Linked DNA regions of Homo sapiens: region 1 is linked to region 2. Evidence: chromatin loops called from intact Hi-C (ENCODE). Cell type or tissue: tibial artery. All regions are shown on one strand. Each heading gives the region's core, and the rest is flanking DNA. Links, peaks and the distances in the headings are about the cores only. Region 1 overlaps MAML3 (mastermind like transcriptional coactivator 3). Region 2 overlaps MAML3 (mastermind like transcriptional coactivator 3).

Region 1 (10,033 bases), core at 1,442-9,441, 110 kb before region 2:
ATTTCCTCGTGCTACCCCTTTGTAGTCAAACAATCCCCTGTACCTCCAATCCCCAGTAACCACTGATCTGCTCTCCATCCCTATGGTTCTGTTTTTTCTGGAATGTCATGTGAATATCATCATAGAATAGGTAGCCTTTCGAATCTGGCTTCTTCACTTAGCATTGTGCATTTGAGATTCATTCATGCTGTTATATATATCAGTAAAAAGCTTATTTTAAATACTCATAAATCATTGAATTCTGGAGCTAGATGAAATCTGAAAGATCAGAGCCAAACATTCTCATTTCCCAGGTGAAGAAACAGAGACATCCTAGGGTGAAGTGACTTGCCCAAGGTCATGAAACTAATGAAAGAAAGAACATGAACTTGGAATTCCAACTATGAGTTTAGACAGTGTCTGTTACATCATGCTGGGATTAAGGAGAATGTGTAACTGATTGTCAAGGGGGGGTTTCCATTCTTTTTCTTATTATTATTGGTCAAAATCTGATCAAGCAAACTAAGCCTTGCCTTACTTATAATAACAATTTTGGAAGGATTATATTTTTAGGACATGCAATTTCTTTAGAAAGTATATGGATTAGTGTCTTGGTAACACATTTCTTCCTGAGGCACATCCATATCTTTGCTGGTGTCAGTCATAGGTATGATATGATAATAGAGCTTCACCTGAAGGCCTGTCATTTATTTTGTGTTTACAATAATTTCTTTTCAAAAACAAATTTGTGGGAGTATTTTGAGTATTAGTATCTTCCTTGTCATTGATGTTTTAAATACCAATATGTTTCTAGGTGGCTTATTCTAGAGCACTCAACCAGTGGATTCAATAAAGAGCAATTGGTTCCGTAGTTCATTTGTTCAATGATGATTTGTAGAAATTCCACACTGAAAGCACCGAACTGTGGGAGATACAATTAAGATACTGATTTTACTCAGCTTACATCTGATGACTGGGTATTGTGAAATAGTACACAGAAAACTCTAAATTAGTTCTTTTGAGTACTCTTAGAGTCTTGCTAAGCACTATGATAAGCACACTCACATTCCTTAAGAAGCTTTTAAATACCAAAGGAGATACCAGTGAAGAGCTCCTGGCAATGCGTTTTCTTGGTGAGAGCCAGTTGGGATATGGTTTGTCAGTGCATAAAGCACCTCAGAATTTTGTACACTGCAGAAACAAGGTCAGAGCTGTACTATAGGAAGTTCCTCTGTTAGTACCACGTAGAATAGGACAAAGACTAGAAGCTGGAACATGAGTTTGCTAGTCTGGGCAGAAATGAGGAAGGCCCAAACCGTGGAGCAGTGGGAATGGAAAGGAAGAGGTGTTTTGGACATAGAGATAACTGTTGAGATAAGAAGGAGAATCATTCAAAGGATAAGACTACATCTTGATGACTTTTTGGACAGCCCTGTCATGATGGAGAAATTGGGGTTTGTCTGAAAGAAGGGGATAGGGGAGAGAGGAGGGAAAGGGTTCTCCCTCTTAGACCAGGTAAATTTTCCTTCCTCCCTTCCTTTCTTCCTTACTTTTCTTTCTTTCCCTCCCTCCCGTCCTCCCTCCCTTCCTCCCTCCCATCACACTTTTTTGCCCAGGCTGGAGTGCAGTGGTGAGATCGTAGCTCACCATAACCTCGAACTCCTGGGCTCAAATGATCCTCCCTGTGTAGCTGGGACTACAGGTGTGCACCGCTATGCCCGGCTAATTTTTTAAATTTTTTTTGGAGTTGAGGTCTTGCGATGTCGCCCAAGCTGATCTCGAGCTCCTGGTCTCAAACAATCCTCCTGCCTCAGCTTGGCCAATTTTGTTTTCATGTGCTTATGTGTGAACCTGTTAACAAGTATTTATGCTTGATTGTTACTCATTTTCAGAAGGCTAAATATAATCTCATTTTCCTGAAGTAGAGAATTCTGTTTTTCATCGTAAAGAGTTGGTTGTATAGTTATGATTAAACAATTATTTTTGGCCCCTTCCTCCACCTATGACATGATTCAGTGCTTAAAAAGAGGCAGTGTGAGTAGTGAAGGAGACCCAGGATGAAATATAGATGATAAATTATCACCCTGAAAAGTACACACCCTCATTAGGAGCTGAAAGAACATATATTAAGACAACTTTAAAGTGAAGTTATATGCCTAAGACACTTTAAAAAAATAAATGTGAGTTTTAAACCCAGCGTTGATTAAAATGTGGAAAAACATCTTCACTTACACTTTGGTGATGTTTCTGTAAATGGGTACAATATATCCAGGAAAGAATTTCACAATAATTAAAAAGAGGTAAAACTTTATTGTTCGTAGCGTAGAAACCACAGGAAATTCCAAATCATTGTGAAGAATAAAGTTTCTCATGGTAGCATTATTTCCAGTGAAACTGAAACAGTGCAAATTCCCAAATAACAGAATGTCAAGGCAAATATTGCTTCGTAAGACAAAAATGTCTTTAGAATGGGATGCTATGGCAGGGATGAGTATATGAAGTCATATTCATTGAGAGGATATATAAGATAGCATGGACCCTCTGATTACTAGTAAAAGAGAACATCACTAGTAAAAGAGTCACACAAAAAATAGAAAATTTCAATTCTGAGTAAGGATTGGTAGGAGAATGTTTTGTATTTTCTTTTTTGAGATGGAGTCTTACTCTTGCCCAAGCTGGAATGCAATGGCACGATCTCAGCTCACTGCAACCTCCACCTCCCAGGTTCAAGCGATCCTCCTGCCTCAGCCGCCCTAGTATCTGGGGTTACAGGCACGCACCACTATGCCCGGCTAAGTTTTGTATTTTTAGTAGAGACGGGGTTTCGCCATGTTGGCCATGCCGGTCTCGAACTCCTGATCTCAGGTGATCCACCCACCTCACCCTCCCAAAGTGCTGGGATTACAGGCGTGAGCCACCGTGCCCGGCCTATTTTCATTCTTTTTTCAAAGTGAGCAATAGGGACATAGCTTAAAAGAAAGAAAATTTCTTTTTAAAATCTCTCTTTTTTTTCTCTACTCCTACGACAGGTTAGAAACAAAGAAAATTTCTAGTGAAATGGTTTAATGTTCATGGTCCCCTTCCCCTCTTCTCTCGTTCACCCCACCCCACCTTTAAGTGGTTCAGTTTACATTTAGGTTTACTCTATATTATGAGAGAGAGTAGGAGGATGAATTCACCATATTCGTGAGGGTCTGAACACTGGTACTTTAGTTCTGATTCTGCCATACCTGTAAGATCTTGAGCTGATCGCAAAATAATTGATATTTTAAATGCCTTTTTTTTTCCCTTAAAGAATGATTGAAATTTCTTCATCCTCTCTGTTCTCACATTGATACTGAGAAGATCGTTGGAATAAAGCATGTAAAACCACTTGAAGCATTTGGACGACGAGACAGTGTATTGTTTAACTCTATTGTGGGACAAAAGAAAATGAAAGAAATGGATACTGGAGATGACCTGTTTGAGTCCAAGCATGTGTGCTTATCAAAGTGAGATTCAAGGAAGAGAAGTTTCAGGGGACGCTGATGGGGCAGGGTCTTACCCAGACACATTTGTGAGGTAGCGCCTATGTGCGGATGGTGGAGGGTCAGATCAGCTATTCCCGCCTTAGAGCAACTTTGGACACATCACTGAAGCTTTTAATGTTTTATGTATATGTACAGAGAGATCCTCTTAAATTGGAAAACAAACATTTGAGGAGGGCCTGTAAGAGCCATTTCTTAGATTAGAAAAGACTTGTGCTGAATCCAAGAAAAGAAAACATCACGGTGAAATGGAAAGTTTACATGAGTTTTAGTTAGAGCCAAAATTTTCTTCACTAAAGTAAATTTAGACCAGTAGTAGTTAAAGGGGAAAGCATAAATTTTCCACTGGCAAAAATGATAGAGGCCAAGAAGAAATCTGTAGGACAAATGGCCACAGATATAAAATAATTAAAAAACGACGGTTTTCAGTGCAACTGGAGCTACGGTCTCTGAGAAAATTTGACTAATGAAGGCAGCAGCTACACCCAATAGGTAGGATTTTGGGTGTCTTATTCTTTATTTTGAAACTGTATTTATTATACATGAACATTGAAAGGTACCCGTGGGTTAAGCATGCTCTTGTGTGAGAGACAAGAAAAGCAATCGGAAGTATTTTCAGAATTCTTTTCATGCCCATGTGTTTGCCCGTTTTGGCCAAGCAGCTCTGGAAACAGCTGCCCTGACCCTTCTAAGAGGTTTGCATAAGGGCGCAGAGAATGGAGTTCGTAGCGAGTGGGAGGAACCAGTGCAGGTATCTATCATTTGTTTTCCTTTTCCTGAGTCAAATGGGGGCAAAGTAGAGAACCTTTTAGCTTCTGTACATGTGCACAGTGTGATTCAGGTAACCAGGGGTGGGGAATGGAGTAATTCCCTCCTCGGGTTTTATGAGGGTGCCCTGGGGCCTGCGCTCTGTCCCCTGGGAAACAGATCCAAACTAGGGTGTCCTTTGAAGTTACTGGCTGCTCCACTTAGACCAGCTCTATGACTGCAAAGCAAGATGAGTAACTGGTCGCAAATGTTTAACTACCCATTACCCGTTTGTTAAGAGCTTGGGAAGAAATACGCAAGGAAAACACAAAAACAGATGAGACAACAGGCATTTAGACCTTATTTGTTTCTTCGTGCTGTGGCTGGTATGTAAACAAACCCTTGATTTTGTGAACTCTGTTCACATCCTGCTAACAGCTTCACTGTGGTCTGGGGGCAGATACTGGGATGCCAGAAGCATCAGAGGGGATATTCAGGGGAGCATTTCCAAATTATCACCAAATGATAGCAACAGCAGCCACAACAAGGACTATAACCCAATGTAAACCGTTATAGCTATCCTCCCCTGCCGCCCCCCGATGTTTTTAAGGTTACATTGGACTAGGGTGATGCATTGTAGGGGAAAAAAAGGTAGTATTTTAAATACTAGACCTTTGTATTTTTCCCATCGTTTGACAAAACCTTGAACACAATGTGTTCAAGTCATTTGTTAGTCCTCAAAGTAGGTTAAAGGATTCTCTTTCTTTGGAAAAGTAAGTTTTGTTTCTGGGGCCCAAAAATAGTTGCTAAAATTTTTTCCATTTTGTTTGTTTTGTTTATGAGTCGTTTCATTTTGGAGGTCAGGAAATAAATGCTGGCGTTAGGTCGTGCTTCATAGTAACGAGGTGAAAAGTGGAATATTAGGAATAAAGTGGTGGGAAAGGAGGTAATGGGGAAATCTGAGACATAAATACTCAGATACAGGAAGTTGAAGAATTTAGGAATAAATAAACCTTCAAATGGCTGATCTAGTAGTGAAAATGTATAAAGAAATACACAGCATTACTGTTGTCTTTGAGGAGCCTGCCTGATATTTAGGGTGGCAGTGTGCCAGGTTTCATACCTTCATTCCCTGTGTATACGTGCACATTAGGTTGTGCACGTGGCAACAAACCATCAAAAATAGTTGAGAAGAGTTTTGTAAACAAATAAAATATTTAAGTGATTGTAACAAGACAAGTAGGCCTGGCTGTAAAGTTGTGTCTGCCACTAAAGGGTAAATCCCTGAGTAGTCATCGGCCCTTTGCTTGTCTAGTAATTTAGATTTTCAGAAAGCGTTTGATAAAGTTTCTCTCACGTGCATATTATCAGATAATAGTAATCATTCATTCATGCATTCATCCAATAAATACTTACTGAGTGCTAAGTGATGGTGACATATTATAGATTTCAGATTTCTAGAAATAACCAGAACTGGGGAGATGGGGTTGGCCATTCTCTGCTGGCAGGAGGGTGAGTTCCATTATTCTCTCTCTCTCTCTCTCTCTCTCTCTCTCTCTCTCTCTGTGTGTGTGTGTGTGTGTGTGTGTGTGTGTGTGTGCGCGCGTGTGTGTTTCAATCTAGGGTGTTTCTTTTGCCGTTGGGCTTTTCTGTAGCCTACAGGAGTCAGTGTGTTGGGGCGAACTTAAGGCCTGGAGGAGGAGTGGAGTGGGCCAAATGCTTGTAAACTGCCTGGGAGAGAGGTAGAGAATGGCAAGTGGATCTAAAACAAAATAAAATACCCAGACCCTGCTGTTGGCAAAACATCAATTGGCCTAGTTAATACAGGGGAAACTTAGGGGAACCTTCTGGTTAGACTGAGAGGTAAAACTAAAGAATAACTGGAGTTGCCAGAAAAGTGGATGGTAGCATGATGTCATAAATTTGACAGGCAGACCTGCATGTTAGGAAAAGCACACGGTTCAGGAAAGGCTCAAGTGTCAGGTCTGAGAAGCCCAAATAGCATTTATGTGCAAACAAGGAACATATCCATCTGTATTCCTTCCTGTTTTTCTGACTACTTAAGATTCCATATTAGATGCTCCTGACCTCCCTAAATCTGGCCCAGGGCAAGAAGGGTGACTGTGCATTGGAATGGCATGCATGGGAGTGCTCATTTATTCAGAAATCATTTGCAGAGCAGCAACCATGTATTAGTTATATGTGTAAAAGTAGTGGGCATTTTCTTCCAGCACCTAAGAGGAGTGGGCAATGTGGGGAAAGATAGGGGAAATGTTTTACAGATGCCACAAAGATGAAGCTTCTTTCAGAAGGTGAGCTGTAATGTAGTGGAAAGAGACAGACAAGACCTGAGCTTTATTTGCGGTTCTTTACTTACTAGCTAGGTTCTGAGCCTTCGATTCTTTTCCATAAAATGGAGATAATAATTTCTATCCTTTTCCCTCCTAGATTTGTTGTAAACATGAAACTATTCATAGAAAGAATACAGAGTAAACTGTTAAGCACTATATACATGTTTGTATAATCAGACGATTGTTTTCAAAAAGTAGTAATAGCACACCCTGAGCGGTTAGAGTTGCTGATGAACCTTGCCTGTTTTCAGGGATTGCCTCCTTGGTGGAGCATCATGAGTCCAGTTCACTTGTAAATAGAACCTTCCCTGGTTCTTTTTGAATTTAGGGCTACTGGTACGAGCTCAGCCCCGGTGGGACCCAGGAGTTTCACAGTGGTCTCCAACTTCGGGATTTCTGACAAGCTCCTAATACAGTTTATTTAAAAAAAAAAAAAATCCTAGAGTGGTTGAGTTGCCTTCTGGGGAAAGCCTGGTGGGGGTGCGTTGGTGCCTTGGGATGAGCAGGACTTTGTGCCCGCCCCGTGTGAACTTTTACTTCCTGACAGCAATAGAGATGGACTTGCCTGTGAGGTCGGGAGCTGTATGCTGGGGACTGCAAAGGCCATGCCTTGGTATGGGCTAGTGGCCATAGTAACGACACTACTGTGGGCAGAGCTCCATGTTAGGCCCAACAGGCAACCAGGCAGGGAGGAAGGACGCTGGGAAGCAAATACAGGCAAACAGCATCTTCAGATGTGGAGGTGGTCCCAGCCAGTACTGCAGGCCCACCTTCCTCTCAGAGGCAGTCGCTGCTTTGGCCAGTGTGTCTGTGTGGTTTGTTTTAAATTAGACGAGGCCTGAAAAATGAAAGGAAAACGAGAAGAATTTCACTATGAGAACATATGGAGATGACCAGATTCGTCCCACTTGAGCCCCTGGGCAGAATAAACTTGCACTGCTAGTGGTGAACAGCAGTGTGCAATAAAACATTCTTCCCTTGAACCCTTTGACTGTGAAAGAGGCACAAGGGGAGAACGCAGCAGGAATTCTTTCTTTTCAGCTGCTTCCTACTCTGTTGCTTACATTCACTCCGCAGATCTTATTGGTCTGCTACTGTGTGTGAGAGGGAGAAAAGACTGAGTGTGTGTTTTATGGAGGAGACTGATTAGCTTTGGCCCTGTTTTTGTGTCATTGGTGGTGCTATGGATCCTATTTTATGTTTACTGCCCCTTGACATTTCTTAAAAGGAGTCTTCAAAGCAGAAGGTCCTATTCTGAAGATAGGTTTCTGGGCAGTAAAGTTGACAGGGTTTAACATCAGGAAAATAAACCTAATAGAAAAAGAAAGAAGCATAAACAACTCCAGCTACATTCCACAGTGGCCTTTGATGGGAAGAGGCCTTGTTTATGGAGATCTACGGGCAGCCTAGACGGTTCACATCCTCTGGTGTTGTGCAGTGTGAGGTCTGTTTCCTACCCTCCCCATTAGATGACCCCAGCATTTGTAGCAGCGGCTACATATTAAAGCCATTAGATAAAATCATGCCAATGAGACTTCAATGTTTACTCACAGAATTTCTCAAATTGGGGCACTGTTGACTTATTCCTCCCTCATCTATTTCTCCCTTAGCTCAGCCAATCCCAGTGCTCTCTCTTCTTCAGCCAACCAATGCCTGCATATTTAGTGAATTTTGCATTTATGTTATTGAACTTGAAAGCAACTTGCTTAATATAACCAAGGAAGTACCTAAAAAGCTTTATTTCAGTAAGCACGATATTGGTAAATAAGGAGAGTGTTGTCTTATGGTCCTTGGATATACTATTTTTCTTCTCAGTGATAAGACAGTGAGTTAATGAGGATTTTGCTTGTGGAACTTCGGGTGTAGGTTGTAGATGTGTGTTTACATTTTGTGTTCATGTACAAATGTGTATGTATATTTGTTTTTTTTTTAATGTGTTTAATCTCCTGACAAAGACATGTTATTTTCTTTTTTATACCCATACCTCTTATAAACAGAATTCCAGAGGGAAAAATCTAGGCAGAGGAAGCCTAAAATATTTTTAGCAGATAAAAAGTGATGTTGCTATAACCACAGATATTCAAACAGAAAGTAAAGTAGACGTGAGAGAATGCAATGTGGTCTATGCATTGTAACATTTTCCTTCATAGTAAGGCATGGGGGTTAGGGGGAAGAACCCACCTAACAGCTCATATATTTTGTGTTTAATGATGTGTAAATATTTGGCTATATTTAATAATTAAAACTATGGATTCCATTTTTCTATATAGACGCCTGCTCAATTCAGAATTTCTTTTTATATACAAACAAGCAAAAAGATTGAGTGGGATTTTACCTTATGTGGAATAGCACAACAGTATAAAGCCAGGTGTTGGTTTTAGTGGAATCAGTGTTTCAGGCAAAAATAGCCATCATTGCTGCCTTTTTTCATCAGTTTCTATACTAACCAGGCAGGCCTCTGCATTGGGAAAACATAAGTTGGAGTGGAAACCGAACAACGGGAAGTTTTCATATATTTTCTTACCTCCATGTTGAGTGCTTACCAACTGCAATTTTAGAGGGTAGGTTTTTTAGAGGTGCTCTGCAAACTTCCTATGGTGAAAGACCAGTTTCTTCTCCTTCTATTTCCAATCCATTTCTCACTGTTACATTTAGAAAATACAATAAAAATGTACTACTAGAAAAGTGATCATGTGCTCGAATGTTCCTTTAATTACAGATTGCTGTGGGCCTCTCACCATGCACTTTTAAATTTCTGTGCCCTGTGGGTGTGGAACATTACCGTTTAAAGGATGAGAACCAAGTCCAGACACCATGCTTTGAGTAACACCATCTTTGGGCACATTCAGACCCATGAGTAGAGCTCCTGTCTGTGATGGTTAAATGAGTGAAAAAGCCTAAAGAAGAGACATTTCAGCTGTTTGCCTTTTCTGCAGGCATTTCTGTGCTAGCTCCTTCAAGCTCCCTCTTTAGTCTTTGCCTCCCATTCTTTCTATTGTGTACCTTTGGGTTAATTACACATCTTAACTTCCCGTTTCCTGCAGATTAACCTTCACTTCAAAAATGTAAGTGATTACATGCACTTCTTTTTCCCAAAATTAACTGCCATACACTCCGTATTCATCATTCAAGGGAGTATCGTATTTTTTATTAATACATTTGAAATAAATCCAAACACCTGTCTTGCATTTTGTAAACATTTTCTCAACTCCATGTTGAGTGCTTACCAACTGCAATTTTAGAGAGTAAGTTTGTATCTTAGAGTGAATTACACCTTCTATGAGTACATACATTTTACAGGTCAGTCTGAGACATTTACATAACAATTAAGAAAATTAATATATTGCTGACTTCCTCTCTTTGGCTTTGAATGCCTATAAATGGCACTAAATAAGAAGGTCATGGTATTAGTAATGCAGAATTCAGTCT
Region 2 (10,033 bases), core at 944-8,943:
GCTCAGTGCTCAGTCAAGCCCTGAGACTGTCCGTACTCACCTAGACCCTGGGTGGGACAATGGGATATTCCTACTTACTATTGGCAGTTGTTCCAGAGAACCACTGCCTTAGTCCATTTTGTGCTGCTGTAACAACATACCCAGGACTGGGTAATTTATCAAGAACAGAAATTTGTTTTCTCACAGTTCTAGAGGCTGGGAAGTCCGAGATCACGGCACCAGCAGGTTCAGATGTCTGGGGAGGGCTACTCTCTGTCTCCAAGATGGTACCTTGATGCCACATCTTCTAAAGGGGAGGAACACTGTGTCCTCACATGGCAGAAAGGTAGAAGATCAAGCTAACTGAACACTGTGGGAAGCCTCTTTTATAAGGGCCTTACTGCTATTCATGAGGGAGTAGCCTTCATGGCCTCTTAAAGGCCCTGTTACCTCTTGATACTGTCACATTGGCAACACCTGAAGTTTTGAGGGGACACATTCAAACCGTAGCAACCACTAACCCAACTGTTAGTGGCTGGGCATGGATAGAGCTAAAGCAGCAACTAGAGAACACATGTGGACAGTATAGAAGGAGCTCAGCAGACAGGGGCAAATGGAGCTGGGAGGCAGTGGTGTCTATGGAGGGGTGGTTGGACAAGCTCTGCCTCCAAGCAGAAAAATGTGAGAAGGCATGTTTAAATGAATGCCATGTAAAAGAGCTAAAGAGGGAGCTATGAGCCAGGTAAGTCTAGACTCATTTCTAGCATGTTGAAGAGAAAGGCAACTTAGACCAAAATGTTTAAAATTTTATTTACAAGTTCTGTGGTCTCAAATCATTCTAATCCTTAGTTCTCTCACCTTTACAATGGGAGTAAAACTAATACTTTCCTTGCAGGATTGATGAAAGGCTTGTAGATAATGCAGGTGTAACACCTAATACAGAGCCGGACACATACAAAATGCTTCATAAGTAGTGGCTGATATTATGATTTTACTAGTACCACATAAGCAGGCTTGTTCCTTTGTTCTGTCAGTTTCTCTAAGGTAACTAGTCATAGAGCTCTTTGAAAGTAGTCATAGAGCTCTTTGAAAGTAGTCATAGAGCTCTTTGAAAGTGAAAGGAGGATGTGTACTTGTTTCAGTGCCATCTGGAAATGGAGAAGTGGCAAATCCGTTTCCTGCTATATAGCCAGTTCTGTGGGGAGGCCAGGTGGGCAGGCTGACTGGCAAGGTCTCTGGGGGGGATGTCATCCATGGGAGGGCCAAAGAGAGACACCAAGACAGATTAGGGATGGGGGACAAAGAGACCCAAGTCTCTTTGATAACCTGCCAGGGCCCAGATTGGAGCCCCTGAAGGAAGAGAATGTTGTGAATGCCTAGCGCAGTTGTGTGCTCTCTCTCTCTCTCTTTTTTTTTGATGTGGTTGATGCTGGGAAGTCATGGGAGGCATTTGGAAGACATAGTGAGGGTCAACTGCCCTTTACCCAGGAGGAGAAAGGGCAGAGACGCCATCCTCTGCCACTCGTTTTTAAAGCATTTGCAGATTTTCATTTTTGCAGGACTTTCCTTTCAGAGAGAAGTGGCACTTGAGACCACTTGCCACCTGTTGAGGCTCTTCTCTGCTCACTCCAACAGGCTTCCTGGAGAGGTCTTGGCTAATGCAATCTGGGCCTTGGGATAGATCTGCAGCTAGAGTTGGTGCTGAATCTTCCTGTGCTTGGGAGGCTCACCACTCCCAAAGATGGGGAGCCAGGAGTGCCATGCATCTCCACATTAGCTCACTTCCTTTGAGGCTGAAATCAAGAGAGAGACTTTGGTCCAAAGACTTTTTTTTGTAACCTTCTTGGGCTCCATTCTTCACATTTGCTTCCGAGTCAAGGAGAAGGAGCACAGACCTGAGGGATGGAGTGAATTCTAATCCAAGCTCTGAAACTGACCAGCTGGGGCCTGAAAGCAAGACTGTGACCTCAGTCTGCACCACTTCCCCTCCCATCAGTAAAGTGAGAGGATCCATTGTGCTACCTTCTGCAGTCCCTTTCAGCTTTGGTGTTCACTGATTCTGTGATGAATTTCCTGTAATTTCTGTGTAGGAACAGAAAAGAGCATAGAAGATCCTTTTTTTGTTTTTTTTTTGTTTTTTGTTTTTTGTTTTTTTGTTAGGGAGTTTCACTCTGTGGCCCTGGCTGGAGTGCAGTGGCAAGATCTTGGCTCACTGCAGCATCTGCCTCCTGGGTTCCAGCAATTCTCCTGCCTCAGCCTCCTGAGTAGCTTGGATTACAGGCACATGCCACCACACCCAGCTGATTTTTGTATTTTTAGTAGAGACGGGGTTTCACCATGTTGGCTGGGCTGGTCTCGAACTCATGACCTCAGGTGATCCAACCGCCTCGGCCTCCCAAGGTGCTGGGATTACAGGCGTGAGCTACCGCGCCTGGCCAGAACATCCTTTTAATTCTTATCTGGAGACTTAATCTATATGTTCATAATTAGTATTACCAGTAAGGGCAGAATGTTCCAAAGTAGGGTCTGACTGCATTTTTAAACAATGCAATTTGCAGAGCTCCACTCTTCCACTCCTTAGTCTTATGTGAAGGACACACTTGGACTAAAATGGTTATTGCTTTATCATAATTTGGGGATCTCTATCAGAGATGATTTAGGCCAGAGTTTCTCACCCTCGGCACTATCAGCATTTTAAATTAGATTCTTCTCTGTGGCGGGGGCCGTCCTGCGTACTCTGGGATGTTCAGCAGCATCCCTAGTCCATTTGGGCTGCTATGACAAGATACCATTAACTGGGTGGTTTATAAACAACAGAAATTTATTTCTCACAGTTCTGCAGGCTGAGAAGTTGAAGATCAAGATTCAGTGTCTGGTGAGGGCCTGTTTCCTGGTTCATAGATGGTGCCTTCTTGCTGCATGTCTCCTGGTGGAAGGGCCGAAGCAGCTCACCAGGAACTCTTATAAGGGCAAATCCCATTCATGAGGCTCTGCCCTTACGACCTGATTCCCTTCCTAAAAGCCCCACCTTCTAATATGGCACATTGATGATCAGGTTTTAACATATGAATTTTGGGGGAATACAGCCATTCAGACCATAGTACCTGGGCCTCTGTTTAATGGATGTGACACCCTCTTCTCCCCACAGTCGTGAAAACTATCTCCAGACATTGCCAGATGTGCCCTGGAGGGAAAAAAAAATCACCCTAGTTGAGAACCACTGATTTAGTTTTAATTTAGGGTATGTATTTAAAAGGCAGAAAAATAAGTATAGAATCAAACTTAATTAAGCAAATGCCTCTAAAAAACACTGAATTTTAAAAGAGGTAATAGTAAAATTTGAATTTGCAGAAATGTAGGACTTGCTTTTAAAGCTCATATCTTAAGTACATACTAACCACATATGGCTTCTCAACTGTACTTGAGATTTCTTCAATCAGGAAATAAGATCATCCACCTTTTTTTTCCTGAAGGTATCACCTATGATTCTAAGTAATATTGGATGACTGGATGTTAATGTACTATGCCTTCATAATTTCTAAAGAAATGTATGAATAAGATATTAACCTGACATAAATAGTACTTTCTTGCTGTGGCTCTAGTAAAGTCTTAACATCTGCACAGACTGGTAAAGACTTCATCACATCCCCTCTTGCTTTTTCCATTTCCAAGATGCTTATTACACCAAGGCTGATGTTAAAAAGATTTCTTGTCATCTGCTCTGATTACTGTTTTTGGGGGAGGAGAAAACATAATGAAGAGAAGAAGAAGAAAAGAAAAAAAACCAGAAGAACAGGATCTGTCTTTCCTGTATTTTGTGTTCCTGAGAGCTGATAGAGAACAAATTGTGAAATGTGGGAGGCTTTGCCCAGCATTCAGGCTGAAGTTGCCTTAAAAGGAAAGTATGGCACGTTACACATTTCCCACTTCCTTCTTTTTTAGTTTCCTTTTAGCCATTCTCAGAAATGTAAGCAGGAAGAAAATAGCAATCAATTATGTTTGGAAACAACTGAAGTTAAATCTGACTGATATTTGTTTATAAAACTATGCATCATTTTATTTTCAGTACATTTTCAGTTCCTCTTTTGCCCCTAACATTCTCCTAATTCCCATGGTGAATATATTTCCTTTAATCCAGGCCTGAACACTGAGATAGTTAACAGCCCCTGGTTGTTATTTCTTGATGAAGTCTCTCCTAGTCAGCTCCTTTTTTCTTCCCATTGCCTTCCTTTAGTCCAAGTTTTCATAACCTCTAGGCCCTCCACTTTGCAGTTCAATCTGTGAGGTTAATGACTTCACACCTTTTTCATTATATTCATGCCTTCATTCACTGGACAAATAGTTCCTGGGCCCCTATTCTAGGCCAGACACTGTTCTAGGCTTGAGACATACAGCAGTGAATAAAGCAGACAAAACCCCCTTTCCTCATGGAGTTTATACTACCTAAGGGAGGAGGGCAGTGGATAGAGACATTTTAGAAAGTAAATAAATCATATCACATGGTAGAATATGGTAGATGTAATGAAAAAAGTAGAGCAGGGAAGGGAGATAAGGAGGTATATGGGGTGTGTGTGTGTGCATGCCTGCACGCGTGTTCATGTGTGAGCCTGTGTGTATGGAAAGGGTAGGCTGCAATTTTAGATACGGTGATAGGGAAGGCTTCACTGAAAAGTGACATTTGAGCAATTACATGAAGGAGTAGCCAAACATGGAGATACCTGAGGAAAGAGCAGTCTAGGCAGAGGAAACGCATGTGAAAATGCTTGAAGTGTGCCTGGTATATGAGGAAGACTCTGAGGAGGCTGGTGTGGGAGAGGAGGACATAAGGCGACAGTTGATAGGGGTGGAAGAAGCAGATGCTGCAAAGCCTTGCAAGCCCTTGCAAGGACTTTGGCTTTTATCTGAGAGAGATGGGATGCTGCTGGATGGCTCTGAGAAGAGAATGGTGTGATCTGACTTGCAGGTTAATAGGATCATGTCACCAAGTCGTCATATCACTTCCCCTACTTAAATCCACCACTTGACAACATATAATCCCTTTATCCACAGAGACAAATACAAACTCATCTTCCCTGTCCCTAATCAAGAATTTTTCCAGTCACCCTGCACAAGCCCTCTGCACTCTTAGTAAACAGTGACCACCTCCTGCCCCTTTCACATTCTACCCGTCCTTCAAGTCCAAGCTGAAGTTTCTTTTTCCAGAAAACCTTTGCCACCTCAAAATTGATCTCTCTCTTCTCTGACCTCCTATCGTATTGATTATTTATCAATAAATACAATATAATATATGGACTTGACCATATATTATCTGGACTTCACCATATATTATCTTGGATTGTTTTCTACGTAGGCATTGAAAGGTTTATAGAACTTGAGACCTAGAAGAGTCTCGGGAATCATCTCTTCTGACTCCTTCATTTTACCAGTGAGGAAATAGAAGCCCAGCAATGTTTAGGATATTGCCAAATTCGCTCAACTAGCTGTTTAATGTGTACACTGCCTTTCTCAATGAAATTATAAGTACATTAAGGAATGATAACATGCCTTATACTTCTCCAAAATCTCCTATAATAGTGGTTAACATAGTACTCATGTAACAGACACTTACTAAGTTCAATTAAATGGCCGGGCGCGGTGGCTTACACCTGTAATCCCAGCAGTTTGGGAGGCCGAGACGGGCAGATCACAAGGTCAGGAGATCGAGACCATCCTGGCTAACACTGTGAAACCCTGTCTCTGCTAAAAATACAAAAAATTAGCTGGGCGTGGTGGTGGGCGCCTGTAATCCCAGCTACTCGGGAGGCTGAGGCAAGAGAATGGTGTGAACCCGGGAGGCGGAGCTTGCAGTGAGCCGAGATAGCGCCACTGCACTCCAGCCTGGGTGATAGAGCGAGACTCTGTCTCAAAAAAAAAAAAAAAAAACTATTAAATGTAAGAATAAATTGATTTTTAGGTGGTTTGGTTTTAAAGGAACGTTGTAGGCCGTTAATTCATCAACCACATTTTGAATTAACAGATGTTCTAAATGCAAAAAGCTATGTAAAATACTTGTATGTAATTTGGCTTGAATTTTAGGGATTTGCCTGTGAATGTAGTTAGATGGGAGAATGAGAAATTTTGCCTTTCTTGGAGGTTTTTGTTCTGATGTAATGGTGAAAGGTAATTCTATCATCTCTGCATGACACAGCTATTTTTGTTGCTTCAGCAAGATTTATCAAAGCAAGTGGTTTTTGACCATTCTTTGTCTCCAAGGGAGAGACAATTGTGGCAGCATCCCATCCTCTGAGCTGGTTTTTGTTTTTGTTTTTTGGAGAATAAGTGGTTTTGATTACAGGTGTGAACTTGTGGTATTCACAGATGTTGGTGGCCTGTCAGGACTATTTTAGGAGACCTCATTTATCCTTTGACCAAGAAATATCCTGACTGGGGCCTGACTTGAATATATAGCTCCCTGTGGGGGTGATGCCAAGGCTCCCTTCCAGTAATAACTGCTCAAGGAAACAAAGAGTTTCCAAGAGTCTGTGGTCCAGAACCTACACTTACTACACTTAACCTTTACGACGTAGACCCGCCCAAACGAATCAATAATGACTTTCCAGTGTTTTAATCTTCGCCGATAGATTCAGCACTGTTTTGAATTTGGCCTGCATGTGACCTAAACAATGGACTGAAGTAGGGAAAGCGAATTCAGCCTGCCTTTGCTATTCATGCACTGCAGCCAAAACAAAGCTCCTGAGGTTTGAAATGACTTGTTGGAGAAATCCTGCTGGTTTTAGAGAACTCTTTTAAAGCCCAATATTAGTGACCCACGGCCTGGCCCTATGACTGGGTCACTTAACTTAGTTGACCATAGCATGATTTCACTATGCTAAGAAGAAGGATGAAACACCTGAATGAGCCAAGTAGCTTGATTTATGGCTAAACACTGGATTCTTACTCTAAGTAGTCATCCAACAGCTGAATATCAGTGGTCACAAATCCAAGATAAAATGTAAATGGCTCAATGAACTTCATCAGAAACACAGTCTTACTGAAAGAGAATCCAGGTAGTATATTCATCTGAAAGAGAAAATGAAATACCTGGTATTTTTGGTGCATAATCTAGGTAATGTATTCTGTGTTGTATTTTGTTTATAAGTGTATAGTTCTCTAGCTAATCTAAATGATTGTTATTGTTTTGCTCCTTTAGAATTATCAAAAGCTTCATTCATTTATTTTCATACTTAAGATATGGATAATTCCTCTTTGCAAATTGTCGTCAGAATTCACAATTTAAAACTTTTAATTGAGGTATAATTTACATAAAGTAAAATTCACTAATTTTCAGTGCATACTTCTGTGAGTTTAGATAAATGTATACATTTGTATAATCACCATCACAATTATGATATGGAACATTGCCATCTTCCCAAAACCTTCTCTCATTTTAGCACACTTTTGCTATTACTGTTATTTGGTGGCAACTATTTTAGTGGCTTGACTTTGCAGGAAGTGAAAAAAGCATAAGGAGCCAAGTCTAGTGGCTAAGGTGGTTGTTGATCACATGGAGTGATGCATCTCTGAGTCAAAAACAAAATGTGACTATAAAGTCATGGGCCTCTGTTTTCTGATAAGGCTTGTAAACTGGTTCTGATGGTCATTTCAAAGTTGAACTTCAAGGACATTTTGAACAAAGGATTGGATATATTTTTATAATAAACCTTAGAAATGTTGCCCAATGTGGCTACCACTGTAGAGGGCAAGATTTATTTGGTTCCTTAATAGACACCTGGTATTTGCAGATTTAACATTTTGTGGAGAGTGGTGGGGGAAGGAGGGAGAGGATCAGGAAAAATAGCTAATGGATACTGGGCTTAATACCTGGGTGACAGGATGATCTGTGCAACAAACCACCATGGCACACATTTACCTATGTAACAAACCTGTACATCCTGCATAGGTACCCCTGAACTTAAAAGTTGGAAATTTTAAAAAAAAAGAAAAGCATTTTGTGTATTTAAAAGAACATCAAAAGTGTGAGATAGAAAGAAATCTGTAGTTTTGCCAAAGCATAAATTTGAATCTTGAATTTACAAGCTAAAATGGGTTCTGAGAGCAAGTGGGTCCACTAGTGAATGAGCCACGCCCACTGCTGATCCTCCCAATCTCATAGGGCCATGAGAAAGGTCCATTCCAAGTCTGGACCAGGGAATGCTCACACTGTGATTTTTTTTAAGGTGTCTTCTTTAGAAATGGCTCCCCAAAGAAAGTCAAGTGCTAGTATCAGAGATGGAAGTGAAGAAGACTAAGAAAGTAATTCTACCTAACCCAGAAAATGGAAGTATTGACCAGATTAAAGAGTGGTTAAGTCATGGCCATGAATGAATTTACCATATGAAAATAAGAAAAAAAATTAAAATTATTTCAGAGCAAAATATGACTAATGCAAAAATCACTCCTTAAGAGGGAAATAAGTCATTAGGGGTTGAGGAGATCCCTTACATTTTCAGTCATATTTATATTATGAAGCACAAGGCAAATTATATGCTATTGTATTTCTGAATTTGGGAATTCATGAATATTGAGGGTTTATTCTCTAAGGTTCTGTTGTGTTCATTCAGATACCAATATCATTAAATATAGTTATACCTGGTGTGCAGCCAAGAATTTGAGGGAAGTTGACATTTGAAACAGAATCTGTGGAGCTGGAGATAAAGAGAGTCCTTTGGACACTTTCTGTGGTTTAGTCCACAATCACCAAATGAGAGTTGATTGAGAGGGGCCTGGGAGGCTCGTGATGAGTTGTAGTTGCAGTGCAGTTTAGGTAGCCCAGAAGGTACAGTGAGAAGAGTTAGTAATTAGAGGAGATAACTCAGTGAGAAGAGTTAGTAATTAGAGGAGATAAAGAGGTTGGAAGCTGGTGGTTCCACTTTTTGAGAACTAGAAAGGAAAACTGGGATATGAAAAGAATGTGAAACTAACCCCTCGGTCCTTAATACATAGACACATATCATAATTCTAAGGCTTTCTAGTTCTAAGACAGAACTAGTTAACAGTAGAGACAGGAAATTTGGATTTTTTATTTTCTCATCTGTGATTATGGGCGATTCCATATCTTTCTCTGGAAATCAAAACAAATAGAGTAGCATGATTGGGATGTTTGACTGACTGCCATATGCTAGGTGCTCTTCTAGGCCTCTGGAAACAGTGAAAAGCCATAGGCCCTGCTTATAAGGCACTTTTAATGGTAAGAAGACAGACATGAAAGTGAACTGTGAAAATTCAATGGGAGCTGCTGTGATGAAGATCATGTACCAGGTGCAGTTAGAACCTCAGGAGAGTGAGCCCCTAAGTCCGCCTCAAGATATTTAGGCTTGTTGCTTCTCTAGCTGACCTTGTTCCCTCATTTGGAGAAAAGGAGATGGTGCTAAGTCCCTGAAATTGAATGACTTTCCTCATCATCTATTACCTAAACTGCTTGGGCGTCCTCCTAATCACCTTCTGCTTACTAATCTCTTGATTGTCTGATCCATTTTTAAAACCCATGCTCCATTTTCCTCTTAAGACCCTGGGTGGATCTGCACTGCCTGCACAGTAAGTCCAAAGTCCCTACCATGATTTCAGAGCCACCATCTACCTCCCTGTCACCATAGTCCTCCACAGACTGTGCTTCAATCCCCCTGGCTACTCTCCTGCCTTTGTGTGCTGCCAAGCATTTCCTACTTCCAGCTTTTGCTTGTGTTTTCTTGCTCATCTTCTCCACCTATCAAAATCCAACTAATTTCATCCAATGCTCTACTCAAATGCTACCTTGTCCGTGAAGCCTGCTCTAATCCTCTCAGTTCAATTTAATTATTGATTCCTTGCATTTCCACAACACTCATTTGCAGACTTCTCTGACAATAGTTGTACTTTGCTTTGATTGCAGCTCGTGTTTCTATGTCTACCTTTTTCACTAGATGGCAAATATCTGGAAGGCAGGGACTGTATCTTTCATAACCCACTGACCTCATACCCAGTAGTTAATGAAAAATCTTCATCAAATGCTGTTGAATATTGCCCAAGGTCAGATGTT

Evidence for each region. Hi-C counts contacts between places; a loop is a spot of excess contacts. Peaks named below come from ENCODE experiments on the same cell type or tissue, not always from the same donor. Only the 100,000 strongest peaks of a DNase experiment are listed, where the experiment ranks them.
Region 1: it touches region 2 in a loop (2.2-fold over the local background); 1 of 110 quality-filtered maps calls a loop at or near these places.

The regions. Positions count from the first base shown.
Region 1 is chr4:140,079,753-140,089,785 of GRCh38, reverse strand. All of the region lies in intron 1 of MAML3 (mastermind like transcriptional coactivator 3), which reads left to right. Among named protein-coding and RNA genes, the nearest start is that of MAML3-AS1, 43 kb to the left of the region's middle. In tibial artery, for the core only: no CTCF peak of the experiment used is centred there; no DNase peak of the experiment used is centred there; H3K4me3 peaks cover 1,985 bases; H3K27ac peaks cover 6,365 bases.
Region 2 is chr4:139,969,974-139,980,006 of GRCh38, reverse strand. The region is part of intron 1 of MAML3 (mastermind like transcriptional coactivator 3); the gene reads left to right. Among named protein-coding and RNA genes, the nearest start is that of MAML3-AS1, 150 kb to the left of the region's middle. RefSeq lists an enhancer at 853-902. In tibial artery, for the core only: no CTCF peak of the experiment used is centred there; no DNase peak of the experiment used is centred there; H3K27ac peaks cover 7,496 bases.